3 separate regions of the Homo sapiens genome follow, and all the other regions are linked to region 1. Evidence: chromatin loops called from intact Hi-C (ENCODE). Cell type or tissue: sigmoid colon. All regions are shown on one strand. Region 1 overlaps LRMDA (leucine rich melanocyte differentiation associated). Region 2 overlaps LRMDA (leucine rich melanocyte differentiation associated). Region 3 overlaps LRMDA (leucine rich melanocyte differentiation associated).

The links. Hi-C counts contacts between places; a loop is a spot of excess contacts. Peaks named below come from ENCODE experiments on the same cell type or tissue, not always from the same donor. Only the 100,000 strongest peaks of a DNase experiment are listed, where the experiment ranks them.
Region 2: a loop joins it to region 1, with 10 times the contacts of the local background. A loop is called at or near these places in 2 of 110 quality-filtered maps.
Region 3: it touches region 1 in a loop (6-fold over the local background); 2 of 110 quality-filtered maps call a loop at or near these places.

Annotation. Positions count from the first base shown.
Region 1 is chr10:76,518,993-76,526,992 of GRCh38, reverse strand. All of the region lies in intron 6 of LRMDA (leucine rich melanocyte differentiation associated), which reads right to left. Among named protein-coding and RNA genes, the nearest start is that of KCNMA1-AS1, 370 kb to the left of the region's middle. RefSeq lists an enhancer at 1,763-4,159. In sigmoid colon, no CTCF peak of the experiment used is centred here; DNase peaks (open chromatin) are centred at 2,225, 2,822, 3,112 and 3,592.
Region 2 is chr10:76,345,706-76,353,705 of GRCh38, reverse strand. All of the region lies in intron 6 of LRMDA (leucine rich melanocyte differentiation associated), which reads right to left. Among named protein-coding and RNA genes, the nearest start is that of KCNMA1-AS1, 540 kb to the left of the region's middle. In sigmoid colon, no CTCF peak of the experiment used is centred here; no DNase peak of the experiment used is centred here.
Region 3 is chr10:76,394,517-76,402,516 of GRCh38, reverse strand. All of the region lies in intron 6 of LRMDA (leucine rich melanocyte differentiation associated), which reads right to left. Among named protein-coding and RNA genes, the nearest start is that of KCNMA1-AS1, 490 kb to the left of the region's middle. RefSeq lists an enhancer at 3,523-5,758. In sigmoid colon, no CTCF peak of the experiment used is centred here; DNase peaks (open chromatin) are centred at 4,406, 4,876 and 5,196.

The DNA.
Region 1 (8,000 bases):
TTTATTTATTTATTTTATTATACTTTACGTTTTAGGGTACACGTGCACATTGTGCAGGTTACATATGTATACATGTGCCATGCTGGTGCGCTGCACCCACTAACTCGTCATCTAGCATTAGGTATATCTCCCAATCTATCCCTCCCCCCTCCCCCCACCCCACAACAGTCCCCAGAGTGTGATATTCCCCTTCAAACACCGCATATTCTCACTCATAGGTGGGAATTGAACAATGAGATCACCTCTTCTTAGTGTAATGGGAATAAATACTCTTCTGTAACAAGGTGGTTGTAAACATGATATAAGTTGATGTGCATATGGCATCTAGCAAAGTTTCAAGTCTTTATTAGGTATACAAAAAATGCGATTTATCTTACATAGGAGACACTATGCATTGGCTCCCTTTTATCCTGCCTTCCTCTACTATAACAGCATGAAAACTGAAACATTTGACTTTCCAGCCTCCCAATGACATGATCTGGGTAATGAGAAAGAGACAGACATCTTTAGGAAGCTGTCTATCCACAAATGAAAAGCGAATGCCTCATAAGGGAAAGACATCCTTCTTCATCTTGCTTTGGGTGAGGAAATGATGCCAGGAGCAGTAGCAACCATTTTGAGACCATGAGGCTAAAATGCACATGCTGAAAAGGTAGTAGGACAGAAAGACAGAAAGGACCTGGGTGCCTACTGATCTGCTCTTTCAGCCACTATCACTGTCCTGGGCTGCCTACCTCCATTCTCACTTCTGAGTGAAGAAATTAATGCCTATGCATTTCAGTCACTATTTGTTAGATTTCTGTTGCTGAACACTTTTCTCATGATTTGAGAGAGTTCCTTGTATTTCCCTAGACCACAGAACACACATATTTGAGTGACATATCACCCATCATCAAATAGCCAATGTGCTACTTTTGTACAGTCAAAGATTGCTTTCTATAGGTAGGACTCAGGACACCAGGTTTAGGTTGCAAATTGTGAATCTAATACTTCTGTTCATTATCAGCCAGTTGGGGAGCTGGCTGGTTATAGTCTAGAATTAAATGTTGTGGTCACTTAATGAGATTTTAATCCCCAGGGACAAGATGAGTGACAGGAATTTGGGGAGTACTGTATAGCTGATACAGAGACAAACAGGTCAGGATTCAAATTCTGGAATTGCTACATACTAACAGTAACCACAAATAATTAGCTTCAATTCTCTTGACATCAGTTTTTGCCTCTATAAAATGAAGATAATAACTCTTATCTTCTAGAGTTAACAACTAAGATCAAGTATTGTATTATATGTAAAACAACTAACACAGTGACTAGAAATCATACTGACTAACAAAAAAAATAGCCGGAGTTATAAATTACTAAAGACCATAAGAAATGTAGTCCGCCATTCACTTACCTGCCATTTACAAGAACCTATTATAGGCCAGGCCCCAGGACACTAGAAGCAAAGAAGAAAATCAGGTTCTTGCCTCCTACCCCCTACTGTGGAGCTTATATTCACACGGCGGAAACACAAAGTGAACAAACAGGTAAAGGACTCAATCCTCTAAGAGGGTAGAAAGAGGTAGGAAGAAAAATAGAGTTTAGGACTTCAGGAGCAGTAGTGGGTGAGATGTCATCATGGTTAACAGTGAGCCATGCTTCGGTTTTCATAACAGAAAGTTTCTCCCCATTTTGCTTAAGGGATGATGAAGGACCAATGAACCCATCAGTTTGGTTTACTAATTTAGTATCACATAATACTGATTACCTATGAAACTTAGGCCCATTAGAAACACAAATTCTTGTGATTTTAACAAAATTATTTAACACATAAAAAGGTGCAATTCATATCTTTTGCAAGATCTGAACACTGGATAAGTATCACAACCCCTGTCCCTTTTTCTCATCCTTCAGCCTCATCTTGCTATCTACTGAATAATTTTCTTCCAAGCCCTGCCATTGAATGTGCCCTCAGACACTGAAGAGGACCTGAGACAATTGGTTGCAGAAGGGACATTAAAAACACGATATCCTTTGTCTAAAACGTTTCTAATTATTTTTATAAAGTGTGTGTTATTTTCTAAGACCCCATGCTCCACTGACATATTTAGTTTATTTTATATGTGGAGGAAAAAAAATGAAAAGCTGAACTAAGTCTGTATTTTTCTGTTCAAGTGAAGCCATTGCTCTCCTGTGTCTCAGCCTGTTTTTGTCCAGCGAGATGGCACTGCCACTGGCAATTTCCTTTCTCTTTTAGCTACCCTGGTCCTTCCAGACTCACGGCAGAGGTACAAAATATTGACTTGAAAAGTAATTAAGATATAAGTATTCCAAAAGAGAACACATGGTTATTCGAAGTCATTGGACACCGTTCAAAAGGAAAGATCTATGGAATACAAGAGCTGAGAGCCATCACGCTGTTTCTCCTCCACTTCTCACATTAAGGAAAAAGACTAATTATAAATCTCCAGCAAATATGACCTGGTAAAGAGTTTTCAAACAAAAGCCTGCACTGAAAAGGATATCTGGCAGATCTGGGTACTTGTTTTCACTAATAACCATTAAAGTTGTTCCTAGTAAACCATTTTACAGCAACATTAGAAATATCAGAGTTTACGTTTTCGTTAATGAATTGCTGCAGAATGTAAGCGCTGCACCACGTCTCCAAACGGCTCCCATCCTCGCTTTGTCTCCGTTGTGCTTTTTTTCTCCCTTAACATTTCATTTCCAATGACACGTCAGCCGTCTTTCACCAACCTCAAAGGAAAGTTGAATGCGGGGCTCACAAAGTTAAGCTGACATTTGCTCCCTTCCAATAAAAAATATTTAGTCCATTAAACATAAATACCTGTCATTATGATACATGGACTGGGTGCAAACCTCCCGGTTCCCTCTGATGTTTATTACATCCAAACAACTGCAGTGCCTGCATGTTTTCAACTTTAGTGTATTGATTAAACTTTTAAATGGCTGCCATATAACCCAGGGACAGCGGGAAGATTAATTTGCGTCAATGTTCATCTGTAATTCATTAGCCATTTATTCTTTACAACCACATGGGCTATCAAGAAAATGCAGGCCATTTTTCACTCGGCACAGGCTGAGAACAGATTCTGAAATTTGTGCTGCATACAAATAAGTTCCCTGGGCCTGGCCAGCCAAACTGCTTGGCTTTTCAAAAGTTAAAGTTGGGAAATGGCAGCAGGGAAGGAACGTCAAAAACCAGAAATAGGGAAAAACACACATCCTCAGGGTGCTCAAGATTTAACTGAGTTTGTCCACCATCTTTTCATCCATGGATTATGGTTTCTTATTTCAGCCGGATTAAAATAACAGAAACTTGTGCCTGAACGAGGACCATAAATAACAAGAGTTGCTTTTTCCCATCCCTCCCTTCCCACCCCCCTTTCTAATATCTCCTAAAAGGCTGTTTCTGGCAGAAAACTCCAGCAAGTGGCAGAGAAGTAGAAAAGTGCATAGCCTAGAGGAACTTGGAGCTGTGATCTCAGGGACAGTGGCATTTGAACCAACTCTCTCTCCAACAGTGGAATCTCACCCCGCCTTGAGTTGGGAAGGTGCCCAGCTAAATAGCGGCGTGTTTCCTGAGGGAAGAGGTAAGCCATCTGGCTTCTCCATGTGCCCTCCTGACCCCCTTGGCAGAACACAAAATGCATACTAAAGGCATAAATGGAATAAGCACCCCAGTGGAAAGCCCTTCGACACACAAGCCACTTTGGGGAGGGAAAGAAGGAAGAGTCTGCGTGAGCTCAGGTCGGGGCTGGAGGACAATAAAGCACACGGGGGAAATTTTTCTTCATAAGGATGAATAATTAAAGTGGAGAGCTAAGTGCCCAGGCCTCACTGTAGTTAATAACTGCAATAGCAAGCAGAAAAAAAAAAAAATCAATGGTCAGTATGACATCTGGGGAAGATGGCTGGCAGGTACCCATTTGCAGGACATGTGAAAGCCAGTGTGCAGCTGTACAAGGCAGCAACTCTTTTTCTCTGGTCTGCAGTGCCCACAAATATCAAAGGCACCAGGCATATTGGTAACTTTTGGTAACAGTGTCCATGAAAGAGCCCACAGAAGAGGCCTTGGGGATGAGGCGGTAAATTACCCATTTATAATATAACTGCTCAGGCGGCTTACAACTAAGGATAAAAGGGAGCCCTCCACAAAGGCATCCATCCATCTGGAGCCATCCTTGTCCCTGCCCAGGAGTTGCCCGCACCAGAAATCAGCAGCATACAACTTTTCAGGCCCTCAGGGAGAGGTGGCGGGGGATCATCCTAGAAATGCAGCTTGAGGAGTTTTATTCGGCTTGTGGATGTGACGTGTAAGTTTCAAAAGAAATGCACATGAGTTGTAGAAAAATGCACTGGATGAAACCTCAAGGTCATTAAATCCAGCCCACTGCCACGTATAAGATCCATCAACTTTATCTGTTTTTCTAGTAACCAGTACACTGGGCTTTGCATCTTGCGAGAGCTCAATACATATTTGCAGAGTGATTGATTCATTCAACCTATGCACACAGATTCATTCAACCACTCAACAAATATTTATTGACTGTTTATCATATCCCTGGCACCGTTCTAGAACTAGGATAAAGTGGGGAACAAGTGTAGCTGAAAACACATGGCAATAGGGTACTTCAATTATAGTTGCCTTTTGCTTTCCTGTGGAGGCAAGGGACTTTCTAGCATCCTAGGACACCAGTTTTAGAGGACTAGGGCTATGTTCTTTGGTCTTCCTATGAGCAATCTCTGAAAATGGTGGTGGTTAAATAGCTTATGTTTTGTGAATTAATTGGATAAGAACTAGGATAAAATGAGTCTGAAATTCAAGAAAAACTCAATATACACATGTTTATTGAAAATTTCAGTTAATCTTGATTCCAAGCATAAGTTTAACCCCTACAAGTGAGGTTTGGGTAAGGGTTTATTTTTGGAGCTGAGACTCCACAAATATGCTACTTGCCAAATTTTCTATCATAATTGGCCTTGAGTTTGAGGAACAAAAAGGAATTTTGTGAAGGTTTCAATCACTTAAGAAGCAAATACTGAAGACAACTGTGTCTGCCACACTTTTGGGGAGATATTGTGGGGTATAAAGAATAAATATAAGTCATTATCTCTAGTCTCATGCAAGGACCTTACAGTCTCTTTGGGGAAACAAAATTAATACATGAGAGCTAACTAATACACAATAACAGAGAATTGGGGCAAAATGCTTAACATGCTTTTTTCCTCTTAAATAATAACGAAAAAATATTTATATCTGAGGGAATCAAGTCAACTGGAGTACTAGAACTCTCATACATAAAACTGGTGAATGAAAGCCACCTGAAAAAACATTTCAAGAGCCTGAAAATGCTTTTCGCTTCTCTCCCCTAAATTCCAATTCTTGATGTTTATTCTAAGGAACTAATTCCCCAAAGAAAGGAAAGCTACACAACAAAGATTTTCTCTGCAGAGCTTTTTATGATAAGGGACAGGTAGTAAAGCAAAGATTATTTAAATAATTATGTATTGACTCTATGGACCATTGGATAGTCATTAAAATGGTAATAATGGGGCTGGGCGCGGTGGCTCACGCCTGTAATCCCAGCACTTTGGGAGGTCGAGGCGGGCAGATCACAAGGTCAGGAGATTGAGACTATCCTGGTTAACACGGTGAAACCCCGTCTCTACTAAAAATACAAAAAAATTAGCCGGGCGTGGTGGCAGGCGCCTGTAGTCCCAGCTACTCTGGAGGCTGAGGCAGGAGAATGGCATGAACCCGGGAGGTGGAGCTTGCAGTGAGCCGAGATCGCGCCACGGCACTCCAGCCTGGGCGACAGAGCGAGACTCCGTCTCAAAAAAAAAAAAAAAAAAATGGTAATAATGAATAGAATGGAGCAACAGAGAAAAGCATGAAACCATGCTAACATAGAACATGAAATTGTAAGTTCACTAGAGTTACAACTATGTATTCATATGAAATACTGCAAGGAAATATATATAATTCATAATAGGGAGTTAATATTATAGAAAATATGTCTCTATTTTTTATCAAATGTTCTATGAGTTTATTTTCTTGCTTTTATAATTAGAAAAAGTTCTAAAATGTTTAAACTCTGTGGAACATATACTAAAAGAAGCTTCATGATGAAGGAGCTAGAGTTTGGCCTTAAAGAAACAAATTTTAATAAACAGAAAGAAAGAGAAAAAATATCCCTGGCAAAGAACATTCTCAGCAAAGCCTGAGAATTTGAAATGTGCATGGCCTGAAGCAGGAATAATGAAGAGATTTGTCTGGCTGGAGTTGATGAGGCACTTTAGAGAAATAATGTCAGATAAATGACACTAGATAATTTTTTAAAACTTTGGTTACGTGAGAATGTAACTATTTCCTTTCTACCTTTCCAAACAAACAGGTATATTTCTTACTTTAGAATCCTACTTCAGATGTCCCTAATTTTATGGGTCAAACACTATTAAAAAAATATATCAGAGATTGGACAAGTTTTTATTTTTAACTTTAGAAAATGATTCTGCATTCCTCTTAGTTAATACATTTAAAAAGAATAGTTGACGTCATCTTGAAATAGAAGAGGGTGGATAATGTTTGTAATTTTTAAAACAGTATCCAATAAAAAGGAGCAAAAAAGAAAAAAGAATAATCAGGGTGAGTAATAAGAATTATCATGATCTCAGAAATAATGCTGCAATAGTTAAACAACATGGAACTTGTAAAAAAAAAAACTGAAAGATTAGTGTTACAAAATAGAAGGAAAAGAACAAGATTCTATCACAAAATAATATATACTATGATAAAGTTGATATTTTCTATCAGTGAGGAAATGAAGCACTGTTTAATAAATATTAGGACTAAATGAATTTGCAATCCTAACCAGATACTCCAACACAAGAAAAGTAACTATTAGACAACGATCACCACAAACGATTAGAGACTCTCCAATCTCTAGGGATATACAATAAAAGCAAAGGAAGAAAAAATACAAGAAAATATTGTTAGGTCTAACCATGTAAAAAGTTTTCCTCTGCCATGGTAAAACACCATAAAAAAGTAAAACCCAAATTACAAACTTAAAAAAAGTATGCTTTTTATCATCTATGACAGCTGAAGGATTATTACCTACTTTAGTAAACATTTCTTACAAATAAAAGCAAACATTATTAACAGCTCCATAAGAAGAGCTGTTTATAACATAAAAATAAAAATAGTCAATAAACTCATTGAGCAAGTTGAGTCCCACAAGGCATCATATAAATTTTTTAAAGAGGCATTTTGCTATTTTTTAAAATGGTAGTACGTAATGTTTGTGATCATGTAGTGAAATGAATGCTCTCACACTCTGTTGGTAGAAGTTTCAATTAGTACAGTTTTGTGGGAAAGCTGTCACCGTATATCAAACATTTAAAAAAATCTTAAAACAAGCCAAACCAAAACAAAATCTTTCTCTTTATGTCCTTCTCCCTGCCAAACATATATGAATATGTTTTTGTCTCTGCAGGACAGTCTGGATGGAAGGGAAAATTTACTTTTCTTTGAATATACTTTTGACTTTACAAGAAATGCTTCTAACTTTTTACCATTAAGAACAAAGTATGCTATAGGTTTTGTTTGTTTTAGGTAGATACTCTTTATTTAGCTAAAAAGTTCCATTCAACTCCTTGTTCCTTGACAGATTTTCATTATAAATGAATGCATGCCACTTTTTCAATATACGGTATTTTCATAAATGTTCAACTCTAGGGATTTTTAATTTCCATTATTTTTTATGAGCCATGTGTTTCAATTTCAAAAAAAAATTTTTTTTGAGGCTGGGTTATGAGACTGGCTAATTTTTGTATTTTTGGTAGAGATGGGGTTTCACCACGTTGCCCAGGCTGGTCTCGAACTCCTTTCCTCCAGCAATCCACCCTTCTCAGCCTCCCAAAGTGCTGGGATTACACATGTAAACCACCACACCTGGCCAACAGATGGGGTTTTTCTAGTTAACTTTTTAGTA
Region 2 (8,000 bases), 170 kb after region 1:
CGAACTTCAGAGCCAAGACTCCAGACTGTGCACTGTGATTAATGACTTGAGTGAAAGGTCTCAGTTGAGGCTGAACAATTAACTTGTTCTCTTCACATCTCAGAACTCTCCACGGCATAGCTATGTCTCCCCTGATTGTACACATTTACTAAGATGCAAGCCAGTCTGCGGAGCTTCGAACGTGTCATCATCAGACTGTTCCTGACAATGTGGAGAGCCCTGGTATTTGTCAGGACTACTTCAGTCGAATAATCTGCATTGACTCTGCATGCATGTGTCAACCTTTCAGTTCAAGTTTAAGAACCATTGTAAATGAGGCAATGACATTGGCCTCAATCTATCTCACACACACACACACACACACACACACACACAACTCCACAGCTCAGAGAATTGCAAATGGACAGCACATGGCCTGGCATGCTTCTGGCCATTCCCAAAAAAAGTTCTTAGGGAATGTAATGTCCATGAGATTAATGGCTCCCTCTTGTCCTGCCTTTATCCTCTGGAATAGGTTTCTCTAATCTCTTTCAGACCCTCTAAAGCATTTACAGTATAGCAATCACTCCTCTTCAGTCTACACTGAGACTCTGATAAGACCTGCTAGAACCAAAGGAAGTCTCCAAACTTCTTTCCTTCTCTCCTAGAGGTGAATCTGTAGACAGGAAAGAAAGGCATTTTGAACATGGAAGTACTCAAGCTGGATATACTCAAAGAATCCAGTTTTCTTGTTTGATCTTCAAAAGCTGCTTCATTTGGGGCAAATGAGTTTACCAAAAGTGGATATGGCCCACACCAAAGTAGGATTTCAAGGGTACCGAGTGGCATGTCTAAGAACATCCTCCCATCTGACCTGCCACAGGGGCTGGTCCTTCCACCTCCCCTGTCCCTGATTCCATCCACAACCACTTCTTTCAGTGAAGGCACTCTACTTTCAGGGATATATTTTTTAAGACAAAAATAACAACACTATTGATAATAATAATAATAGAAACAGCAGCAGCAACAATATGTATACAGTAGTCCCTCCTTATCCACTTTCTGCATGGTTTTAGTTACCCACAGTCAACTAGAGTCTGAAAATATTGAATAGAAAATTCCAGAAATCAACAATCCATAAGTTTGAAATTGCATGCCATTCTGAGTAGCATGATAAAATCTCACACCATCCTGTTCCATCCTGCCCAGGATGTGAGTCATCGCTATGTCCAGTGTGTCCATTCTGTATATAGAATCGGCCGCTTAGTCACCTAGAAGCTGTCTCAGCTATTGGATTGGCTGTTGTGGTATGGCAGTGGTTGTGTTGAAGTAACCCTATTTTACTTAATAATGGCCCCAAAGTGCAAGCGTAGTGATGCTGGAATATTCTTATAATTGTTCTATTTTATTATCAGTTATCGTTATCTCTTACCATGCCTAATAATTATACTAAACTTTACCACAGTTATAAATGTACACACAAAAAAATAATACAGTATACATAGGGTTCAGTACTCTCCATGGTTTCAGGCATCCACTGGGATCTTGAATGCATCCCCTAGAGGTAAGGGGACTACCATTCAGCACTTCCACAGTAACTATTTGAAACTATTCATAGCAACTTACATAATCCTCACAACAACCTTAGTAAGGCAGGTGTTATTATTGTCCCTATTTTATGGAGAGGGAGATGCAGAGTGGTCAAGTACCTTCTCCAGAGTCACAGAGTCAATAAGTGGCAAAGCCAGGATTCAAACCCAGACTTCAGCCTGATGCTCTTGACACTATACTATCCTGTACTCTGTCCCCTAGAGGTACTGGCACCCACCTTTTACTGTTGATGAAGTTAGAGAACCAACACTTCTTACATAGCGCCTGCTCCTATACAGGAGTCCGGCCTAGTGAGTTCTGTTTCTGTGGCACCTCAAATGAGCTCTAAGTCTCTTAGCCCTAGTTGTCCTTATGTGTAAAATCAACATGCTGATAAGACCTATCTCACAGGGGCTTTTTTTTTTTTTCAGACTAGAGTTCTAAGAATCACCGGGGCTTGTTGAGGATTAGTGAGAGAATGTATATGCAGGGCCTAGCACAGTGCCTGGAAAGGGGTGGGTGCATAACATTGGTAGCTGTGTTCATTACTGAGCAAATCTGCTAATATTGGTGAATGGGAAACCAAAGGGGTGAAGAAGATGAGGCAGAAACCCTCACAGCTTGGAGATGGATGTAAAAAAGCAGATAAATGTAGCAGCCCCAGAGAAACTAGAATAGTAGGATACTCAGAAGTACCAGCAAGTTTTACTTACCCTCCTGGTCTGACCCAATTTACACAGTCTCCATGTTAGCTTATCTCCATGAAAGAAAGAATTCTACTTTAAAACATAAACTATATCAAGAACAAAAGAACAGAAAATGTCCATCCTAGGGGAATTCGAATATTCTCCCTGAAATTCCTGATAGAAAAGCAAGGAAGGTAGCTGAAGCATCCTCTGCAGCCATGTATGGCTGTTTCGGAGTCAATGCGTGGAGCTGCATCCTTCATTCTGCATTTCCTACATGCTCTTGCCAACCCCTGACATATCACATTCTTTGCATCAATAAGTGCTGGTGCCAGAACACACTAAATTGCCTTTGACTACATTTAACTGATCTAGTATTTTTTTATGATTCTTTCTTGTTGTACCATTTTTCACGTTTGACTTTATAATTCTCTGCTGACTTTAAATAAAGCTTTGCCAGACTACCCAAGGTGGTTTTTAATAGAGATTTAGGGGCTAGGTTGTGTTGTGGTTTGGATTCAGATTCTACTTCAGCAACAAGGGGAAATTAACGAGGTGGTTTCATCTCAAGTGCCCATTTATACTCGGAATGGACAGAGAGTTTATCTTCTTCCAAGCCTTGTAATCATGACACTACAAAGTGATATTCAAGAAATAAAAAATTATGTAGCAATAGCTTCCACACCGCAAAACCACTACACAGTGTTCCTGCAACCCCAGATGACTAGGATAATATTAAGACAGCAATGGAATTACTTTCTGAGTGACAGAGAGGATTCTGACCACATTCTGTCCTATGCCAAAGACAATGCTTGTTCTCCTAGAGATACAGGAACTCAAATGACCCTACACCAGCAACGTTAGCTCCTTCCTGATATTCCTCCCTCTTCTATGCTATCCATAATCCCCGACTCCTGCCTAGCTGAAACACTGGAAGCCAGCTGACCCTCTGTCATGGGGAGAGGTGACATGACTGGAAAGAAACAGAGCCAGACCAAAAAAAAAAAAAATCGGTCCCCATAATGAACGTTTCTTTTGAACAAAAGAATAAACTTGACTTAATTATTTTTTGAAAATATAAAATTGATAACTTAATAAGATTTTGGTTTTGCCTTTTCATTATCATGCAAGACTTGCTTGATGTTAAGGAACAAATATAACATATGTAAAATAATAAGAGCTATCATTTTAAAAATATCTGTCTACCCATTACCAAGCTTAGAAATAAATAAATCCCATTGGTCGTTCCTATCAGGTCAGAATTTATTTATTTTTTTTTTTGTTTTTTGCCTCCACCTACCTGCATTTTGAGTTTTTCATTTTCATGGTTTTCATCCTAGTTTTGCCAAAAATGTAAGGACCCTTTTACAACAGTGTTTTGTTTGGCACTTTCAAGCTTTATATAAAGGATATTATATGGTATCATTCAGTCGGTTTCTTTTTCTTTTGATTTTTAGATTTGTCCATATTGAATGTTATTTCACTTTATTTAATGAATCATTTTGGGTTGTTTCCGGCTTCTGTTTTTTTGTTTTGTTATGCTATGAGTATAGTTCATATTGATCTGAGCATGTATAATAGTTTTTCCTGTGGTAGAGTCCCAGGAGTGAGATTTCTGGAACTTAGGATTGGCATATATATTCAAATTCACTAGAAAATAATCAATTGTTTTCCAATAGAGATACATTAATTCACAACTCCCATTGAAATAGCTTTTCAGTTTTTGTTGCTCTACAACCTTGGTAACACTTGGTATCACCAGATTTTTAAATTTTGCTGAACCACTGAGTACAAAATGTATTTTGTTGTTTTAATTTATATTTTCATATTTAATTGTTTCTTTATAGACAATTATTAGGTGACTTTTGGATAGTTTGAAAAAACTGTTTATCCCAAATAACCAGGAAGTGCAGCGTTTATATCAAATAGGTATGATTATAAGTCTACATAGAAAGATACTAGGTAAATATATATAATATATATATGTATGTATGTGAGTCAACATAGCTACATTTATATTTTTATCTTCAGATCATACCTATACATATAGCAGGAGTGGCAAGCTAGCTCCCATGGGCCAAATCTGGCCCACTGCCTGTTTTTCTAAATAGTCTTATTGGAACACAGCCAACCCCATTGGCTTCCATATTGCCTATGACTACCTGCACACTAGAATGCTAGAGTTGAGTGGTCATGGCAAAGACTGACCTGCAATGCCTAAAATGCCTACTATGTGGCCATTTGTGATAAAAGTTTGCTGACCCACAAATTAGAACATCTCCATTTACAGACTATGAATACTTCATATTCAACATTCTCTTCAAATCCAGTTCTTCCAAATGCTGATCCTCACAATGGCTTCACCTGCCACAAAGACACTCATGCCAGAAAAACCTGGGAGTTATTTCATGCTCTTCCCTCCTACACACATTTACAACCAACATGTGGCTACTACCCAAGTATTTGACCTCCTCAACACGGCTCCTGTGATGTCCTCATCTGCCACTCCTTTGTGCAAGCCTTATGCTGACCTAGGCAACCCTTCAGCTAATGACCAAACCCCATTTGTCCCCATTATCCAATACAAATGGCTTTTCACAGCAAATGTCACAGTTTGCTGCATTTATTTGTCTGAGTTTCTGTCTGCTAGGTCCTCCTAAACTGTAAGTTCCTTGAGGCAGGGACCTTTGCCATTTCTACACATGTACAGTGTCTTGCATAGCAAATACCTAATCATAGATTAGCCTCCTGAAGGCTGTTCAATCTTTCTCAGAAACCATTGAGAGCCTGACATGGCAAGACATTTGTGGCTGCCACTATTCAGTAGGGTTTGGAAATAGTTGCTATTCTCCTAAACCACATGGTGGAAAGGACTAGGGGAAAGAGACTCCTTGTCAATATCATTTAATGCAATCGTCTTCACATGTTTACATGCAGAGGTGTTACCAGAACAACTCATTAAAAACAGTAGATGCCAGGGTGTTACCCAGTTCCCTTGAATTAGAATCCTTGGAAATACGTGCTTAAGCACTTTTACTTTATGGTTGTTCCCTAGGAGATTCTTATGTAGGCTTGAGAAGCACATTTCTAATAATGGCAGCTTCCTGAATACATCCTTCTAGCTCTACCCCACTCTACCACATTGCCCGTGATGGATAGCTATCAATGCACAGGAGCCCCCAGGCCCTTTGCTTGGGTACCAGAGGTTCCCTAAGATCGTTCACCCTTTCTCAGTGGCCCAGAAGAAGCCTGATTTGAGGGGATAACTGTGTACTTTCCTCGGGGCTACATTTTGATTTCTAATCTCTGTTTTTCATTGAATTGGTTGCATTCCTGGTTAATGATGGGGTCTATCCCCTGCACTGAGCATCTTCACTGCTCAGCATATCTAAAATCAAAATCTCCTGCTCTATCCTAGCACCACTCCCATGCATGTACCACACCTCCTAGTACTCGCCTGAGGGAAGAAGCATGCAAACATTTGTACAATGCATATATTATTAGAATGCCTGTTTTAATTTTTACTATCCTCTTCATTTTCAACATATTACAGATCATTTAATATGTAAAAAAACAAATGTTAATAGAAGGGTTAAACCAATGATGATACCAATAAGATGCTGTTAGTATTTATTAGAGATTTTTCTTATTAGACTTAATTTTTTCTTAAATTGCATGTGACCCATTATCATTATGCTTGGTGGATAATATAACAAAACAAAATTACCAGTCCATTTTACTCAAGAAGAACATCTAAGGTTCCTTGGGTTTTATAACACCAAGCATAGCACAAATTTAAGGAATTTTTCCAGTGCTGCACTCGGTGATTTTTAGGGGTCTATTTTCCCCAGAGGCATGTAAGTACTAAAATTGCATCGGATTATGTTTTGCTCTCAGCGGGTGAGAAAGTGCATAGTCAATGGGTTATTTGCCATTCTTTATTTCCATTTCATGCAGTCACACGGAGGTATCTCTCAGGTGGTTGTTGAAGTTTACTAGACACTCAGGAGCCATCCTGTGCTTTCTCTAAATGGCATTTATAATCTATAACCAAAGGGACTGTCCATGAAGCTATTGGCGTAGTATACCTAAATTCTGCTCATGTTAATTCAGGCTACAGAGATAAGACCTTTCGTTATCAGATTCCAATGTGGAGAGAAGCTGCATCATGTATTTAAGCAATATTTTTAGGATGACAAATAGAGATACAAGGTTTTATATAAAAGGACTAATAAAGACAGAACATTTGGAATCAGTATATAGGGAATAACGGCCTTCAGAACATGCAGATCAATTAATAAAGGGGATATGCAAGAATCACACCAGTGATTTTGCCATACCTTTATCTATCTGTAATAAAAGCACTAAATTCTGTCGATGCAGTATTACTCTGCTTTCTTTTAACCAGATATCTCCAATTAGACATTATTTCCATGCTTCACTAGTATTCTGATAATTGACGCTCATAAAGGGATTCCAAAACATTCAAAAAAGCCAGAAGTGCTCTCCTAATCATCAAGAAACATTAAAATGTATTCAGTGTAGTTGTATTGTTGTGTATTGTATTGGGGAGGGGGCAGAATGGAACAGAGGAAAGAACACAGGCTTCAGGTGTTAGAGAAACCTGGTTTTGCGTCTCATGGAGGACACTTATTAGCACTGGGACCTTGGGTAAACAAGGAAATATCTTTCTAAGCTTCAATTTCCTCATATATAAAATGGGGATAATATCCAACTTTATGAGATGTTTCCCGGATTAAATGAGATCACAAACATATGTAAAGATTCCAGTACAGTGCCTGGATCTAAAGAATTCACTCAATAAAGAATATTTTTAATGCTGATGTCTTCCTCTCCATTCTCAGTAGATTATAAGCCATACAATATATGCACGTACCTCTATATTTTTCTCCATATTTCTTTATTTACCAGCATATTTGATTCATGTGAATGTCCCATTCCTCAACAGTGACAGAGTACAGCAAGTTTACTGTGGATTCTCAACACTGGAATATTTAAATCTGAAGAAGAAAAGGGATGTTTTCACAGAAACAATTTATCACTTGGCCTTGGGGAAACAAATTTGCAAAGTCTCCAAAACAGTTATAAATCACCCAAAGTTATCACCTTCTTTGAGACTTTTTATTATTATTATTGCATGAGTAAAATATTAGCATATTTTAATAAAAACTCCAATACTGAAAAATCTGAAGTCCTTTTTCACCCTCTTCCACTCTCTTCCACTCCAAACAAAGTCCTCTCGTAGAAGTAACTATTGTTAGGAGTTTTGTGTCTACACTTTCAAAACTATTTCCAATTATTTATAGATTTCTGTGTGTGTCTGCATGTGTGTATACTTTTGTGCTTTTAAACACAAAAAGGTGTATAGCACTGTACTCTTAAATAAATAAGTTCTGCCAACACCATACAAATCTTTTGCACTCAAACATGTTTTTGCTCAAAAATATGTCTTGGAGATCTTTCTGTTATATTAGTATTTTGCTTACCTTAACCTTTTTTAAGTGCTGCATAGCCTTCAATATTACAAATTTACCATATTTTAATCATTTCTTTCCTGACAGACATATAATTTTTGTATGTATTTTACTACTAGAAAAATGCTTCAATGAATATCATTCTGTGTATTTCCCTTTAGCCATGTGTAATTGTTAGGTTATTGGCAGTATGAATTTTATTTTGCTCTTTGAAAATTCAATTTGTTTATTCTTGAACATGGTCCAAAGC
Region 3 (8,000 bases), 120 kb after region 1:
AGCCAGGAGTGGTGACACACGCCTGTAGTCCCAGCTACTCAGAAGGCTAAAGTGGGAGGATTGCTTGATCCAGGAGTTTGAGGCTGCAGTGAGCCATGATCCCACCACTGCACTCTAGCCTGGGTGACACAGCAAGAACCTAATTCTAAAAAAAGAACAATAAAATAAAATAAAGGATCAGCTTCATCTTACCTTAGTAAATGCCCCAAGCCTCCTCTCTTCCACAGTCTCTAGGCTACTGCAGCACTGGCTTTTGTGTCTAGCTCTTGGCTATTTCAAGCTTGTTCCAGCCCCAAGGATTTTGACCTAGCACATTATTCTGCCTAGAAACTGCCCCATATTCCTGGAACGGCCTAACCTCTTTACCTCCTGCAGATGTCCACTCAAATGCCACCTTCTCAGCAACGGTTCCCTCATCATCTTTCTTTAAGGTAACATGCTTCCTGCACCATACTCAGGGACTCACCAGCATATCACCTCATTTGATTCTCAGAAAGTCATAGTACTTATGACTTTCTGAAATCATCTTGTTTATTGTCTGTTGTTTGCTGTTTCCCCCGACCCCACCTCTGCTGCCACAGCTGTATCCCTGCCCCTTTGGTTTCCCACTATACCCCTAGTCAGGGCCAGCTACATAATTTCCAGGGTCCAGTACAAATGAAAATGCAGGCACTTGTTCAAAAGGCAAGAGAAAAGCTTTTCCTGTTTGTCTGTAAGCTCACTAATGCTCTCCTCTCTTTCTCTCAACCTGTCATAGTATTTCTTATTTAATATGATACTTACATAGTTACTTCCTGACTATGCAGCAAGTACAGATCCTCCCAGGTACCCAGGGTCCTTACTCTGTGACCTGGAATACAGGGCATGTGTACCCAACCCCAACTCTCCCTGTGGTTGTGCCCAGGCCTCTGCCATGGTGGGAGGGTGAGGAGAACAAGTGGGTTAGAATCTATGTCAGGGAGGCAGAAGGCACTGGCAAATTCTCTGAGCCCCTAGCATATACCCCACTACCTTCTGGGACTTCACTCAGAAAACACAGATTCAAAAATAAAATGATTAAGAGTCTCAAGAAGATGGTGATGCTTAAACATAAAACCCCAAGAACAAGGTCCCTTTCTAAGCATGATGCCCATGAGTCCACATCAGCCCCTAGGACAATGCCAGGTATGCGGTAAAGGAAGGAATAAAAGAATAAGCAAGTAAATAAACGAATAGTTCCACAAACCACTTCTGTTTTGCTGTCCTGTGGGCACACTGGCTTGCTCTTCATGAACAAGAACATACCATCCATTGAGTCACTGGAGCATACCATCCATTGAGTCTCATCCACTGAGAGCATACCATCCATTAAGTCATTATATTGGAAGCTCAAGGGCATGGAAAGATGAATCAGAAGAAGCCTCCTTCATATAATTTGCAGCCTAGCACAGGTTGAGTATCCCTAAGCTGAAAATCCAAAATCCAAAATGCTCCGAAACCCAAAATGTTTTATGTACCAACATGACCCTCAAAGGAAATGCTCAAATGAGCATTTTGGATTTTCAGACTGGGGATGCTCAACAGGTAAGCATATAATGCAGATATTCCAAAATCTCCCCCAAAACCCCAAATTCTCAACACTTCTGACCTGAAGTATTTTTGATAAGGGGTATTCAACCTGTAGTACAGATACAGCAATGTTCTCAAACCAGTCCCCTATGAGGTAGAAAATGAATAGGAACCTGAGGTATAGAACGATGGCAGCTCAGAGATCTATATAGCTTCAGAGATCAAAAAAGCTTTTATGAAAGAGGTGACATTTAAGTGGGCCTTTAAAAAAGATGTGAGATTTAGTCATAAAGAAAATCCAGGAAATGGTAACGATGTCAGCAAAAGGTAAAAGGCAGAAAGCCAGAAATATGAACAGTACAGAGGTAATTGTGCTCAGGAAGGAGAATTGGAAAACAGCTTGAATAGGGAGTTCAAGGCCAAAGACAAAGAATCATGAAGACACTGAGTATTTCTGAGCAAAAGACTGATATTGTCAGGCAGTAATCTAGCTGCTCTAGGATACAGCTGTCTAATATTAGGTAACAAATTACCACAAATCTAACAGCTTAAAATAATACATATTTGTTGTCTCACACTTTCTGTGGGTCAGGAATCTGGATACAGCTTAGCTGTGTCCTCTGTTTTAGGCATCTCACAAGACTGTTATCAAGGTACAGACCAGGGCTGGGGTCTCATCTGAGGCTTAACTGGGGAAGCTTCCAAGCTCAAAAGATTGTTGACAGGATTCAGTTTCTTGTGGGGTCTTGGGTAGAGGGCCATAGTTCCTTACTGGCTGTTGGCCAGAGGCCACCCTCTGCTGCTGCCGTGTGGGCCTCTCCAACATAGCTTCTTACTTCATCAAGATCAGCAGGAAAAAAGTTTTCTACTAAGGCAGAAGTCACAATCCTATGTCACTTAATCATGAAAGTGACATCCCATTACTTTTTTCGATAATCTGCTGGTTACAAGCAAATCACAGGTCCCATCCACACATAAGGGGAGGAGATCTCACAAGGGTATGAACACCAGATAACAGATATTATAAGGACCATCTTAGAAGCTGCTGCCACATCATGGTAGGATGACTGGATTGGTGGAAAGACTAAATTACACAGGCCATGAAGGAAATGATTAGACTCAATGAAAAAGCACTAACTTTAGGAAGAACAGATATTTTCAAGTGGTATAATTCACAGGACTTGGCAACTAGTTCTATGTGGGAAGTAAAGACAAGGGAGAAAATAAAAGTTCCAAGGTTTTGAACTCTAGTAACTGGAACTACAGGAGCAGTTAAGAGAAAGAGAGAACAGAGGAGAGGCTGGTTGCCATTGTTTTGGGGGGAAAAAGAGAACGTACTGAATTCGAGATCCTAGAATACTATTCAAGGTGACCATATACTTAGCAATGCTAAATTTCAGGAATGCTATGAAGGCTGGAAATCTATATTTGAGAGACATCTGTACACAAATGACAGCTCATGGCATGTGATTGGATAAAGAAAATGGAGCTATCTCCAGTGATTTTATAGCTTGGAATGAGGATGCCCTGGCAACTCTCTTCTTGTGGGAATTCTAGCCTGACTTTTAGGTTAAAGTTATTCAGAAGGGCCGGAAGAGGACCTTCAAGTCAAAACAAAAACTTTAGTATGTCTGCGAGTCTGCCAAGAGCCAACTACTTCGAAAACTGATCCCACCAGGATTTTTCCAGAGACAGAGAGGTCTAGATGCAGGCAAAGGCCCCTCAAAAACACAAGCACATACACTGACATGTAAATAATAATAACAATATTATATTGTTTCTTAGTATTTTCAAATCAACTTTATTAGAAATTAAACCTTGGGATCACCTTTATTTCATTTTGCAGATGAGAAAACTGAGCCTTGCTCTAAATCACACAGACAACATCTATGACCAGAATTAGTGATGATCACTTTCTTCCATGATACAAAATTTTAGACCTGGAATCTGAATCTAAGATGCATTCTCCTAGATTTTCATGCACAAAGTCAAGGACCTACTTTATTAACATAAACACAAATGAGCACACATTTCCCAAAGCTATCAGAGGTTAATTAAATTTGGAAGCCCCAAAGACCCAAATTTTCCAAGTGAAGAAATGATCTTGGAATACTGCATCAAGTGGGAATAAGGAACTCCTGGCCTCCCAAGAGAAACCATCCTTTTCTGAGAAACTCATGGAAAAGGTTAAGGAAACTCAGCTGGCTTCCCAGTTGTTATCTGGTACGAAACTCAGCAAACTTTCAAGCCAGACCAAAAACCCAAGGCATTCCCTGTTGCCAATCCATATCATAATCAATGTTGATTGAATGTCTGAATGTAATTTGAATGAAAAGCATTTCAAAGCACAGAGGTTCTGTTCCCAATAAGTTTAGTCTATATAATCAAATGCATTCTTTCTGGCCCAATCAGCAGAGGCTTGGCAGAATAAAGGACTTTGGTATGAGCAAAAAAATCCAAGCTTAAATCTTACAATTGCCCCTTTGAGGGTCGTTGACTAGGCAAGTTTTACAGTGGTGTACTGAAATGAATACTGCCTCTATGCAAAGCAACAGGAGGTCACATTATAATTAGAATGCAATCAGTGGAATTGGTTATGGCTTGGTTTTCTTCCTGAAATGACAATCTATGCCACATCTGCCATTACATTAATATTTTCTGCATTACTAGAAGAACAGAGGGAGGGAGCTGGGGGGAGGGGGACGTCAGTGTCTTTCCACTGAGCAGCTGATAGAGTTGTCTTTAGCTAGAAGTCCGCATGAGCTAATCAAGGCCCAAACAGTTCACCTTTAAAATACCCAAACCATCTGGCAGGCTGTCCCATGATAAATCTCAATGATAAATGTCTCCGTTTTGATGTTACAAAGGAGCCGCAGACCTGCTCGGTTCTGGCACAGCTGAAAACATACTGGCAACAGTAGAATAGAACTCAGATGTCCCAAAATAGAGAAGTAAATCATTTTGACCTGCAGGGCATAATATATTTAGAGAAAGCCTGATTGTAATAAAAGGGTTGGACTCATCACAGTTTGTGCTCTAGGAGTGGCAATATATTTTTTGGTAATACTTTTCGGTTAGTGAAAACTCCAGCATGTACAATTTAAAAGCACTCATTCTTTTTCTGTTGTTCACCCCCTTGTTTTTGTGAGTCTTCAGGCATTTCCCTATGCCCCTTGTGAACTACAGCAGTCCCCTCTCTCCGGTTCTCCGACATCCTGCAGGGGAACTGTTGAGGCGAGCATGCCTTCAAAATGATTAATCTGCTCGCCTTTCAGAGGTCTGTTTTGCTGGGCCCATGGCCACTGCCAAGAAAGGACACACTGTGACCACCAGCACCAGGAAGCGAAGGCACAGCCTCCAAACTCAAGGTTAGCCCAGACCTGGTGCCGAGAGGGAATCGTAAAATAAATTATGCCGTGTGGTTTTGGAAGGGAGACTTTTATGTCCAGCCAAGCTTCAGAAACAAATTATGAAGTGGTCAGTTGGCCTTATTTATTTCATCTTTTTCCCCCACAAAGTTAGGAAATTAATTAAACAGGGATATGGAGTGTTAAGGGCAAAGTACGAAAGCTTCCCAATGCTAGTGGCCCCTGCCCCCTTCCCTGGCTGGCCTGAAGCTCAGAGTGAAGGAAGTCAGCCTACCACAGGCATGGCCAATAAAAACAGGGCCTCATCAGTTCCAAGGCTCCTGGGGAGCCGCCTGGGACCTTGTGACAACTGAGCAAAGCCCGGCCTCCTTCTCCACCCTGGTCTGGTTGGTAGCAATGGCTTGACCGATTCCCTCCACAGCTGCTGGGGTCACTTTCTGCTAACTAATGGGAAAGACAGACTTCCCATCTGCCCCCTGACAAATGGTTTAATAAAATGATTTTGCTCACACACCGAAAAGAGAAGCCAGAAACCAGCAAGGGAGGGGACGTGTCTCTAAGAAAAGGGGTTTCAATCTCATCCTTTTCATCTCCAGACAAGTTGAGGGAAAAGAGGGAAGGCAATTTCTCTGGGTGAGTAGAGTTGCGTGGCGTGGCAGAGGCTGTTTCAAAACTTCTGGGGGCCTGCAGCAATGAGAATGTGATTCCTCAGACTCTCAGGAAAATAAGTGCAAGTAAATTTGAGGTAACTATTTTCAATAAAACTTGAAAATATATATATGTATACTGACAGTCCATTTGGAGAGGAAAAGACACAATAATTCATTGGCTGTTGGCAACTCCATTGGAGACAAGTTACCCCATACCTTCCTTCTTGTCTGCCCTGGGCCAAACAACACATATCTAGTTATTTGACTATCTTCCCATAAGTCAGTTCTAGTGGTGCGGAGAGGAGACACCCACTGGATCATCGGCATCACCGGCTCTTTAATCATTTCTCTGGCTCTCACCTGAGTCCTTTCCAGGTCACTGACATCTTGGCTGATTCAGAAATGTGTAGAAAAGAGCAAGGTATTTCAGCTGACATTCCTGCAGGTTCACTGGGGAAGTAGAAAAGAAACAGTGGAAAGGGGCCCCTCTCTCTACTGGGTAAGAGAGTGCACGTGAGTGGCTATAGCTGAAAGAATCGCATCGTCACTTTCTTTCTGCACCATATGGTCTCTCCCTCTCATATCTGATTTATGACTCCCGATCACCACAGATCCTTTGGCTAGGCCACTTTCCACATGTCAACCTACTGTTGAATATTTGGATGCCAACATTTCCCCCAGGGAAAAGAAGAGACAAAGAATAATGATGTCTTTTCTTCTGTCCCCCACTGCCTCCCTACCATGTAGCGTTTCTAGTTTCTAGTTTGTATCATCTGACACAGGAAACCCAGGCTCTTTCTCTAGCCCTTCAAACGTGGCAGCTTCCAGCCATCATCTTCAATCAAAACATGCCCATAGGTTCAGGGGGAAAAACCACAGCCCATGGTAGGATGCTAAAGCCCTTAACTAACTCATCAATTCCAATCTACTAATTGGATTCCAATCTTCTCTTTTCACAAGGAACTTTTTGTATCAGGCAGCCCCAGAAAATAAATAAAATAAAATAAAGCAAAACAAAATGTCATCAGCACTATTGTATAGTACTATCTCTTACAGTTATGCAGTTTATATTCTATTCTCGCCAATTCAATTCAATTCATCGTGTTTTCACACTGTTTTAGAAATACAATTATTTCTTGATTGCCAGTAAGTGTTGAAAAATATCCATTCATTTGATAAATAATTATTGACTACCAGGTACTACCCTAGATTTAGAGCTACAAAGAGAGTTCTCAAATAATTTGACAGTCTGGCTAGAGTCATCTAATGTAAGTCTTAGATTAAGGAAAACTAATATGGGAATCTGAATACACAACAGAGAAAAGAAAAAGAACACATAAGCAAAATAACACAAATGGCTCTAATTCATGTGGTGTGGAGGCAATGCACTTTTGGGAATGGGTTCAAATGTGCTCATCAGTGACTACTGTCAGTGTTATGAGGTGACAATGTTTGTGGCATACAAGTGAAGCCAAGCTGCCCTCTGATGAGCCAAGTCTGCGTTTCATTTCCATCCAGATCCCCCATGTTGTATGGGCTGAGGGGCAATGACTACAATTGTCTGCTAAACAAACTACAGAGGAGAACCAGCTGAGATTGTTGGGCTATGAATCCAAAGATGCATATTATATAGAAAATATAATAATGAGGCAATTATGAGAGTCAGCCAAGGATACAATGGGGTGGAGTCATTGAGCAAAAGCTCTGAAAAGTTTGGAGCTGAGGGAGGACTAGAAATATGGTTTAATTCAGGTTGGTCACACTTCATACAAGAGGGTATTGCACTTACTTGCTCCTCCTGTAGTTATTCTTCTGTGGTGCCTTATTTAATCTCAGCAGTGTGTATCTATTCACCTTTTCAAGGTCAGGTGAATGTGCTAGCTTTAAGTGAAGAGTTTAGAAGTAGTATGCCTGGAACTCAAAAGCCTACTCTTCTTAGATATGTTCTACTTATGAGAATTAAGCCTAAAAGAAGGCACAAAAGAGAGGGATCACATCTCTTTTGCTGTTTTGATTTGAATTTTATTTTGTATGCCACTTGAGTAATGGCAAGCATGTTTCAGGAAATAACAATGGGAAAAACCCCTTTGGAAGATTAAACCCTGGTGCCCTTCCAGTGATTAAAGCATGCCTGGGCACATTCTCATCCAATCAATTACTAAAATACAAAAGCAGAGCAGATCAAGGTTGATAATGACATTGTATGTTTTTAAAATTAATAATAACAGTAGCACTGTAGGAATAGTAGTAATCCGCCTTGCATTCTGTTGTGAAGAGCCACACATTCAGCCCCCACTGCTTGATCACATAGACAAGTATTTTCATGGAATCAACTGCCCTCCAGAAAGCTGAGTGAGCTGACTCAAAAACAACACAGGGCCTTCATCCAAGGAGCCATAACTGGACACAGTGTAACCCCAGAGTCAACAAACCA